Regions from separate parts of the Homo sapiens genome. Here all the other regions are linked to region 1. Evidence: chromatin contacts called from ENCODE Hi-C or POLR2A ChIA-PET data. All regions are on one chromosome and are shown on one strand. Each heading gives the region's core, a stretch centred on a gene start or an enhancer-like site at or near the end of the contact. The rest is flanking DNA. Distances are from core to core; before and after follow the strand shown.

Region 1 (3,141 bases), core at 335-2,834:
CCCACAAAAAATTGCTCCTAACTCCACCGCCTATCCCAAACCTATAAGAACTAATGATAATCCCACCACCCTTTGCTGACTCTCTTTTCGGACTCAGCCCATACGCACCCAGGTGATTAAAAAGGTTTATTGCTCACACAAAGCCTGTTTGGTGGTCTCTTCACACGGACGCGCGTGACACTCAAGGATACAGTACCAGAACTAGCAGCTTTGTAGTCCAAGGACTGGTAAGGTAAGGTGACAGACTAGCATGGAGCTCACAAGCTGGGCTCCAGAGTCAGACTGCCTGGGTTGAGTTCAGGCTCTTGCACTTTCTAGTAGTGTGACTTTAGACACACTACTTAATCTCTCTATGCCTTGGTTTCCTCAAGTGTAAATCAAGGGCTATCATAATACTTACCTTAAGAGCTATCCTCAGAATTAAATGAGATAACAGTACAAAGTTCATTCAGCATAGTGGTCCCACACAAGATAAGTTTGTATTATTAACATCACATAGACTAATATTTACTGACAACACACACTGAACCCGCTTTGGTTAGCATAGCCAAACTTGGCTAGCTTTCATTACCACTGGAAAACCTGAGAGATGGAATTAGGAATTCTCTGGCAGGGCTGAAAAGTCTGGACCCATCGGCTTAAAGAAACTGATCCACCTCATGACCTGACCCTGGAAGCCTTCTCGCCCTTCACACCTATCTCAACTCCAGACTAGTCAAGAACAAAGGAGTGTAGTGGGGCCCTACTACTGCCAGGCTATGTGAGACTCTCTCATGTTATCTTTTATTCGTTGAGGAGACAGGGTACAAGTGCTTGGTGTGAATGTTGAAGCTGTTGTTAGGGCACCACTTTTCTGGCCTAGGGCTTCTTCCTAATCTGCAGCCTCCGAGCCGAGGGTCTGTGTCCCGGAGGCTCTGCCTGCAATTTCTGGACATCGGGTCCAGGGGAATGAAAGAGGGCATGAGACGCATGCCTCTGAGGCTGGACCCACTTCAGAGGCAGAGCGTCCCCACGAAAGACTCGGGAACCGGAAAAAGCCCTAAGGACGTTCCCTAGTGGCCTTGACCTTGGTGGGTGAGACTCAGTTCGCCATCCTGCTGGCGGCGGGCGATGACACAGCCCCTCAGCCAGGACGAGTATGTGGGCTGAGCGCGAGACGGGGTCTCGGAGGACTGCTAACCCCACTACGGTGGCCTCCTCGGGGCCCCCGTTTCCTCTTGAGCGTGCGGGGGCCTCTGGCCCTACCCGGACACAGTGCACGCGGCGCACTGGCCTTCAGGAGCTGGGGCGGAGGCTGGCCCCGGAACCCCCGGCGGGAGGGTCTGGGCGGTGGGGACGCCTCCATCGGGCGGCTGGCGTGCACGTCGCCGGGGTCACGCGGCCTCCCCGACGGACCCGAGCCTCCCGTGGCGGGGGTGGGGCGGCCACCGCCAGCCCGGCCCTCCCGAACGACCGGGCTCGGCCTCAGCCCCCAGAGCGTCCAGCCGCTGGCCTCACCTCCCTGCGCACGTTCAGCAACGAGTAATAGTCTTCATTGTCCAGCTCCTCCTCGCTCAAGGCCGTCGCCATCTTCGCAACCTTTCACCCCGCCAAACCGGCAAGGCCGTGCTCAAGAGGGGCCAGTGATCCGCGTCAGGGACAGCGCGGGCCAGCCCGGCTGCGCCACAGCGGCCCCTGGCGGCCCGGAGCCGTCCGCGCCCGGCGGGAGTGCGCCTGCGCTTTGCGCCCCCGCGCGGCCTAGGGCGGGACGCGGCGCCTAGGCAGCCCTGGCGGGGTGACCACGCGGGTGTCTCTTCGTGCTCCCAATGGACGCGTGGCACGCGGCGTGGCTGCGTCCTCGGGGGCCTGAGATCCAGCCAGGACTCCCTAGGGCTTTTCCTGTACTAGAAAGGGAAACTTTGCTTTTTTTTTTTTTTTTTGAGACGGAGTCATACTCTGTCGCCCAGCCTGGTGTGTGTGCAGTGGCGCAATCCCGGCTCACTGAAGCCTCCACCTCCCGGGTTCAAGCGATTCTCCTGCCTCAGCCTCCCGAGTAGCTGGGACTCCAGGCGCGCGCCACCACGCCCAGTTAATTTTTTTGTATTTTTGGTAGAGACACGGTTTCACCATGTTGGCCAGGCTGGTCTGAGGCTCCTGAACTCAGGAGATCCTCGGCCTCCCAAAGTGCTGGGATTACAGGCATGAGCCACCGCGTCCTGCCTAGAAAGGGAAACTTTGAAGTCACCTCCAGGAGATTGTCATCCTCTGGGAGACAAACCCCTGTGATACCACCTGTTACCCCACTGGCCCCAAACTCCTGGAAGAAGCGCGAGGTGCCCCCAGTGCAGGGTGCATCCGGATCCTAGATATCCCCCAAATGACATTTGTTCCTACCTCCATTGTCTTTTCTCTTGGCCACCCAGAAGCCTTCCTGCCCAGAACAGGCCTCCTCATTTTAGTTATTTGTTATTGCTCTAATTTAGGAGCACCTGGCCATCTTTTCTGCTGCTTAAATGACAAAGCAATAACTATTTGGTTCCTGATATAATTGTCTCTGGCAGGCATGTGTACCTGCAGTCCCTACCCCAGAGCCATTCTCCTGTAAATTTCTCCCTTATAATTTATCGGTGGAGTCTAATTGATTTCAACCTGGTGCCTGCTGTTTGGTGCATTATTAAAGATGTCTTGGTTACAACAATCTAAATAATTTAAAGGTCTTCGAAATGACGCCATTGTCAAGGGAAGGTGGACAGCAGCCCACTCTTGCCACCTGTTTGGTTCCCGCTGACCTGCGCAAGTCTCAGAAACCTTTGTTGTTCCTTCACTAACCACCAGTCCATAGCCATCCCCGTTGCCCTTCATAAGCAGGTCTCCTGGGAAGCCCCGAACACCTGTCTGTGGATTTGAGAGGCTGATTTCTTTCTCTTTCTAATTTTTGGCCAGATGTGCACCATCTGGGCCTGTGTCTCATCCCTTCCAAGTTGCCCAGCCCTCTTAGGATCTTTTGGCATGAGACACTTCGGTGTGCTGAGACAGATTGTTCGGGTGGGTTGAGTCAGCCTGAAACAAACTGTCAGCCCAGGTTGTAAATTAAGGGCTATTTCTTTAGTTGTGTGAAGCTTCTCCACAACAGCTTCCATGGTCCATCAGCTCTTCCAGCAA
Region 2 (3,141 bases), core at 415-2,914, 940 kb after region 1:
AATTCCTTGGCTCGGGCGTGCGTGTGCACGGCTCTGACAGAAACACAGCCCGAGAAACAGCCCTGGAAATGCGGCTGCAGGAGAAGGCGCAGATGACGATCAGGCTTGGAACACACAGAGGGCACCAGCTAAGTGTGTGTGTCCGGGGACAGCAGAGGTGTGCTGAGAGCCAAGAAGACCTCAGATTTGATTCCAGAATCAGGCGGGTCACCCAACACTGGAGCCAAACACATTAGCTTCATCCCATTTTCACATAAATCGCGTGCCTTCGAAGACTTCACAGTTTGATTTCCTGATGTTTCCAAATTTCCCTGCCCGCCAGCGGAGTTGTCAGCGGTTTAATCACAATGTCGTGCTCCCCAGGGCTGAAGGGAGATGGGTCTGCAGCCTTCACCTCACCTGCTGTGAGATGGGGGCTCCGTGACCTTATGCCCTGGGAATCTCACCAGGCTGATTCAGAGAATCCCATCCTGGTCCTTGCAGCTGTGCCCTTTGGTCAGAAGGGGGCTTCCCTTCCACCTGCAATCTGAGGAATGCTTCCTTCAGATGAAAAAAAACACACACAGAAATAAATGAAGATAGCTGATAGGAATTCCCAGGACATTCCCAGAGATCTTTCCTGTCTTTTGGAATCCCTTCTGTAATCATGAGACTATGGGTCCTGCTGCTATGAGGAAGACCAAAATAACAGTGGCTTCAATGAAAGGGAAGCTCCTTTGGCTTTCATGTCACAGTTCAGGGTTGATGTGGCAGCCCCAGGGTCAGGGATCGGCCACCCTGGCTCCCTCCGGGTGGCTGCTCCCCATTCCTAGGGCTTTGCCTTCTTTTACATGGTCCAAAATGGCTACTCCAGCTCCTGCCATTGCAACTGCATTCCAACCAGTGGAAAGAGGAGAAAATAAGGTGGAGGGTGAGTTCCTTCCCTTTAAGCCCACAACTTGCATACATCATTTCATCTCTGGTGTCGTTGGACAGAATTTTGTCATATGGTTACTCCTAGTTGCAAGAGAGTCTGGGAAGTGTCGTTTTTTGCTTTGTAGTTCCATCCTAACGTACTTTGGGGAAAGAGGTTCTGCATGTGAATCATTCAGGGCTGAGTAGAGCTGTGCTTAGCCTGGGGTGCCCCTGTGGGCTTCAGCTTTCTGGCTTATAGTGCACAGAATTGCCCATCTCAGTCCAAGGCCTGGCAATGACTGTCTGAGGCGCCGTCTGAGGCCTGGAGTTTACAGTACGCAAGTGATCTAAAGCTTAGTATGTCTCATCCTGGAAATTCCAGGGTCTGTTCCAATGCAGCTGGTCTGAGAGAGCACCAGATTTGCACCCAGTAAACCCCCATAGTGTGAGTGAGGAGCTGAAGGGGGAGTCCTCTCCTCCCAGATTAGCCACTGAGAGATGACTTTGAGTGGAGTCGACTGCTCTGCCAGGCAGGCTCTGTGCTTCTGTCCTGCCAAGCTGGCAGGAAACTTGCTCAGTGATCTTGGGCTGCTCAGAGCCACAGTGGTTCTAAACTGCCATGCCCCAAACCTTGCACCCTTGGCTCCACTGGAACCTACAGAAAGCCAGATGGAACCGTTTCCTCGGAGAAGATCCTCTCCCTCTGAGCACCCGTGGCTTTCTTCCCTGCCCATTTCCTGGCAGCCCAGGAGGGGATGGCACGCCAGGCATTTCCCAGCAAGCTGTTGGTGAGGTTGTTCCATCCGGAGTGAGTGGCGAGGGCATGACTTCTAAGCTGTGTTCACAGCCCTTCCCGTGTGGTGATCTTGTCCCAGCTCTCCCACCTGGAGGCTCCTCTTGGAGTGCCCTGGCTGGCCAGATGGCCCTGCAGCCATGAGCAAGTCCTAGGCCTTCCTGCAGGCTTCGAAGGCCCGGAAATCAGCAGGCAGCTCCCCCAGCCGCCTCGGGGTTTAGCTCCACCCTGCCTGCCAGCCCCAGAGCTCCGCTGGCATCAGGCCAGAGTACTCAGGCCTCTGGGGCAGGTGTCCTCTGCAGCACTGGGCGGGCGGCAGGAGGGCTGGCTGTGGAATCAGCAGAGCCCCAGGGCCTACGCCCACACCACACAAGTGCTCTGTGCACCTCCATGCTTCTGCACGGGCACACGACGTATCCACAGGCACGAGTGTGTGGGGATTCAGCACCTCCACCCCCACACTTCCTCCAAAAGCAACCTCACCTCCATGGCAGGTGGTGGAGGCCATAGTAAATGTGAGGCCACAAAGGCCATGTTGAAAGTGGAGGTGGAGGCCATCCTGAATGTGGGGTGGAGGCCATAGTGAGTGCAGGTGAAGGCCCTGGTGAGTTTGGTGGGGGCCCTGGTGAATTGGGTGGAGGCCATGGTGAGTTGGGTGGAGGCCCTGGTAAGTGTGAGCGGAGGCCCCGTTGAGGTGGATGGAGGCCCTGGTGACTGCAGGTGGAGGCCATGGTGACTGTGAGGGTGGAGGCCATGGTGATTGTGAAGGTGGAGGCTATGGTGAGTTGGGTGGAGGCCCTGCCCTGGTGAGTTGGATGGAGGCCATAGTGAGTGTGGTTGGAGGCCACGGTGAGTTGGGTGGAGGCCCTGGTGAGTTGGGTGGAGGCCACGGTGAGTTGGGTGGAGGCCCTGGTAAGTTGGATGGAGGCCATAGTGAGTGTGGTTGGAGGCCCTGGTGAGTTGGGTGGAGGCCCTGGTGAGTGTGACTGGAGGCCCTGTTGAGGCGGATGGAGGCCCTGGTGACTGAGGGTGGAGGCCATGGTGACTGTGAGGGTGAGGGCCCTGGTGAGTGGTTGGAGGCCATGGTAACTGTGAAGGTGGAGGCTGTGGTGAGTTGGGTGGAGGCCCTGGTGAGTTGGGTGGAGGCTCTGGTGGGTTGGGAGGAGGTCCTGGTGAGTGTGAGCAGAGGCCCTGGTGAGGTAGAGGCCCTGGTGACTGAGGGTGGAGGCCATGGTGACTGTGAGGGTGAAAGTCATGGTGAGTTGGGTAGAGGCCATGGTGACTGTGAGGGTGGAGGCCATGGTGAGTGGGGTGGAGGCCACAGTGAGTTGGAATGGAGGCCCTAGTGAGTGTGAATGGAGGCCCTGTTGAGTTGGGTGGAGGCCCTGGCAAGTGTGGGCTTGCTTGTGCTGTCATGGCCCCCACAGTCCATCTCCCCTAACACACTGGTCCTC
Region 3 (3,141 bases), core at 200-2,699, 850 kb after region 1:
TGCTGGCCCCGACTTAAGATGGTCAGTGTGAGCATTTATATTGATCAGGTGACCATATCGTTTTGAGAGAGAAATAAGAATTAACAATTGCAAACAATAAAAGTTGACAGTTATGCTGGGCAACAGGCATTAACCAGGTCACTGGTCATGCCCTGTATGGGTACTGAGGAAGCACAGTTCTGGGTCTGCTCTGTGGTTTTCGACCCTCTGTGTTGGGCACATGTCTACAGTTTCCAGCAGCTCCTTTGCCACCTCCCCCAACTCCTTGCCCTCTTCTGTAGACTGTGGGAGGGTCTGGCAAGCCTCCTTAAGGAGGAAGATTCCCATGCAGGGTGCGCCTTAGGAATGGAGGTGCCCATGGAGGGCACCCCTTAAGGGTGGAGGTGCCCGTGCAGGGTGCCCCTTAGGAGTGGAGGTGCTGGTGGAGGGTGCCCCCTTAGGAGTGGAGGTGCTGGTGGAGGGTGCCCCTTTAGGGGTGGAGGTGCTGGTGGAGGGTGCCCCCTTAGGGGTGGAGGTGCCCGTGCAGGGTGCCCCTTAGGGGTGGAGGTGCTGGTGTAGGGTGTCCCCTTAGGGGTGGAGATGCCCATGGAAGGTATCCCCTTAGGGGTGGAGGTGCTGGTGGAGGGTGCCCCCTTAGGGGTGGAGATGCCCATGGAAGGTGCCCCCTTAGGGGTGGAGGTGCCCATGGAGGGTGCCTCCTTAGGGGTGGAGGTGCCCTTGCAGGGTTCCTCTTAGAGGTGGAGATGCCCATGGAGGTGTCCCTTAGGGGCGGAGGTGCTGGTGGAGGGCACCCCTTAGGGGTGGAGGTGCCCGTGGAGGGTGCCCCCTTAGGGGTGGAGGTGCTGGTGGAGGGTGCCCCCTTAGGGGTGGAAGTGCCCATGCAGGGTGCCCCTTAGGAGTGGAAGTGCTGGTGTAGGGTGTCCCCTTAGGGGTGGAGATGCCCATGGAAGGTACCCCCTTAGGGGTAGAGGTGCTGGTGGAGGGTGCCCCCTTAGGGGTGGAGATGCCCATGGAAGGTGCCCCCTTAGGGGTGGAGGTGCCCATGGAGGGTGCCTCCTTAGGGGTGGAGGTGCCCTTGCAGGGTCCCTCTTAGAGGTGGAGATGCCCATGGAGGTGTCCCTTAGGGGCGGAGGTGCTGGTGGAGGGCACCCCTTATGGGTGGAGGTGCCCGTGGAGGGTGCCCCCTTAGGGGTGGAGGCACCCATGCAGGGTCCCTCTTAGGGGTGGAGGTGCCCATGGAGGGTCCCTCTTAGGGGTGGAGATGCCCGTGGAGGGTGTTTTGACTTCTACTCGGGACTCACCAGGTCCCTTCTCATTTTCTTCCGGGTTGACCTTGTTGGCAGCAGGAAGCTGACCGTATTTGACCTTCTCCTGCCACCACAGAACCCCTTGGCCACCTCCCTCATCCTTATTCCCCCGATTGGTGCCCACAGAACCTGTGCTTGGCTGTCAGCAAAGGCGTCAGAAATGGGATGACTCATTTCCTCTCCAATGCCCTGGGGCATTCAGAAAGTCTACTTGTGGAAAAAGTGCTTTAGATAAAATGCAGTTGTGGACTGGCCCAGCTTTAGTTTAAATCTTTTCATCTCACAAATATTTTTAAGGACCCACTATCAATCAGACAATGTCCTCAAGTGATATGTGAGGTTCATGAGTGATTAAAACAAAGACACCTGTGGGCCGGGAGAGACAAACAGAAAAGAAAAAAATGAGTAACTCAAGCATGTCAGAAAGTGATATGTGTTGTAGGAAGAAGAAAGAGCTCAGAGTAAGAATGGGAGGGTGAGGGCGGGAGGGTTTCATTCTTCAAGAACTTAGGAGAGCCTCCTGTGTGCCAAGCGCCCAGGCTTGGCCCTGGGGGCTCAGAGAAGAGGCTGGCCCCATCTCAGAGACCACAGCATCTATAGAGAGAGGAACATAAGAGACAGAGGTTAGGGGCTCTGGTGCTCGGAGGAGGAGTCTCAAAGGAATCTGAAAGAGGGAAGGAAGGAGGAGGAGGGTGTGCAAAGGAGGAGAATCCCAAGGAGTCATTGCAGGGGAGTGGAGGAGAGGGTGCAGGGAGTGGAGGAGAGGGTGAGTTTCTGGGAGGGGCTGGAGTGAGGCTAAGGGTGCCCAGAGGCAGAAGACAGCTGAGCTGACCTAGTAACTTTGGATTTAAAAATCTGTGAATCCACAGCTCCCAGAGTGGTAGGAAGAGAAGCTGATACAGAGGGTTAATGGAGTGTTAAATGCAGATCTTTCTTTGGAGACCCTGGTCTGGGAGGGGAAGAACAAGATGATGGTTCCGGAGTCCAGTGAGCAAGTTTAACCTGGGCCACTCACCATTCCTTTTTGCCTCAAGAGTGTGGCCCTGATCCAGAGTCCTGAATGGGGAAGCCCAGGGCCTCCCACTGCCTGTGCCACCCAGCCACTCCCACCCGGCTTTCTCCCACCTGGACCTCCCCTCCCTGGCCCTGGCCACCTGGGCCCCTCCCATATGGTAGGGGCCTCGCCCTCTGTCCCCTCCCCATAATCCCTCCCACCTGGGCCCCTCCTACCTGGCCCTCTCCTACCTGACCCTCTTTAACGTGATCTTTTCCTACCTGGCCCCCTCCCACCTGGCCCCTCACCTAACCACACCTACCTGGCCTCCTCGCAGCTGGCCCTCCCCTACCTGACTCTGTCTCACACAGTCCTCTCCTACCTGGCCCCTCCCCCTGACTCCTCCCCACTGAACCCTGACACCTGCCCCTCCCACCCGGCCCTCTCCTACCTGACCGTCTTTCACATGGTCCTCTCCTACCTGGCCCCTACCACCCGGCCCCCTCACCTGACCACACCCACCCAGCTGACCCTCTCTCACCTGGGCCTCTCTCTCCCAGGCCCAGCAGCAGCCCATAGACACCCCAGCTCTCTCTGCCCCCTCCCCACGAGGAATCTCCCTTGGCCTCCTTCACAGGAAGGCAAAGTACCCCCGCTTCATTTTAATGGATTTTTGTCTAATTACTGACTGGAACAGATGCAGAGACAACCTCATTGAAAGGTCTGGGAAGGCGCAGGATTGGCCTGGGAGAGCCAGTGTGACCTTCACCCTCACAGGGAGGGAAGCACCACGAGGTTACTCACTAGTCCCTCCTGGTCTCCACCCCAGTCTCCACCCTA

What was found. Hi-C counts contacts between places; a loop is a spot of excess contacts on that map. ChIA-PET counts read pairs that join two places held with the same protein, here RNA polymerase II (POLR2A). Pooled maps may share reads with other maps.
Region 2: a loop to region 1 is called in a map of gastrocnemius medialis, with 5 times the contacts of the local background. The contact joins the enhancer-like site here to the promoter of DNAJC11 in region 1. A Hi-C loop is called at or near these places in 7 of 168 maps with a recorded cell type or tissue (IMR-90, gastrocnemius medialis, heart left ventricle and 3 more) and 8 of 50 pooled maps. POLR2A ChIA-PET finds 5 or more read pairs at or near these places in 1 of 52 experiments (HEK293).
Region 3: a loop to region 1 is called in a map of chondrocyte, with 2.8 times the contacts of the local background. The contact joins the enhancer-like site here to the promoter of DNAJC11 in region 1. A Hi-C loop is called at or near these places in 1 of 168 maps with a recorded cell type or tissue (chondrocyte) and 1 of 50 pooled maps. POLR2A ChIA-PET finds 5 or more read pairs at or near these places in 2 of 52 experiments (AG04450 and activated naive CD4-positive, alpha-beta T cell).

What each region holds. Positions count from the first base shown.
Region 1 is chr1:6,700,232-6,703,372 of GRCh38, forward strand. It overlaps DNAJC11 (DnaJ heat shock protein family (Hsp40) member C11), which reads right to left and starts at 1,585. Exons shown (of 16, transcript NM_018198.4): 1 at 1,498-1,585. The coding sequence starts at 1,569. RefSeq lists a silencer at 1,372-1,821.
Region 2 is chr1:7,643,759-7,646,899 of GRCh38, forward strand. The region is part of intron 7 of CAMTA1 (calmodulin binding transcription activator 1); the gene reads left to right. Among named protein-coding and RNA genes, the nearest start is that of VAMP3, 130 kb to the right of the region's middle. RefSeq lists an enhancer at 53-553. Within about 2 kb of position 1,665, at least 7 of the 41 ENCODE cell types and tissues checked have a DNase peak (open chromatin) inside an H3K27ac peak, as active enhancers do; they include gastrocnemius medialis and heart left ventricle, where a contact is called at or near this core.
Region 3 is chr1:7,548,027-7,551,167 of GRCh38, forward strand. The region is part of intron 6 of CAMTA1 (calmodulin binding transcription activator 1); the gene reads left to right. Among named protein-coding and RNA genes, the nearest start is that of CAMTA1-AS1, 110 kb to the left of the region's middle. Within about 2 kb of position 1,450, at least 6 of the 41 ENCODE cell types and tissues checked have a DNase peak (open chromatin) inside an H3K27ac peak, as active enhancers do.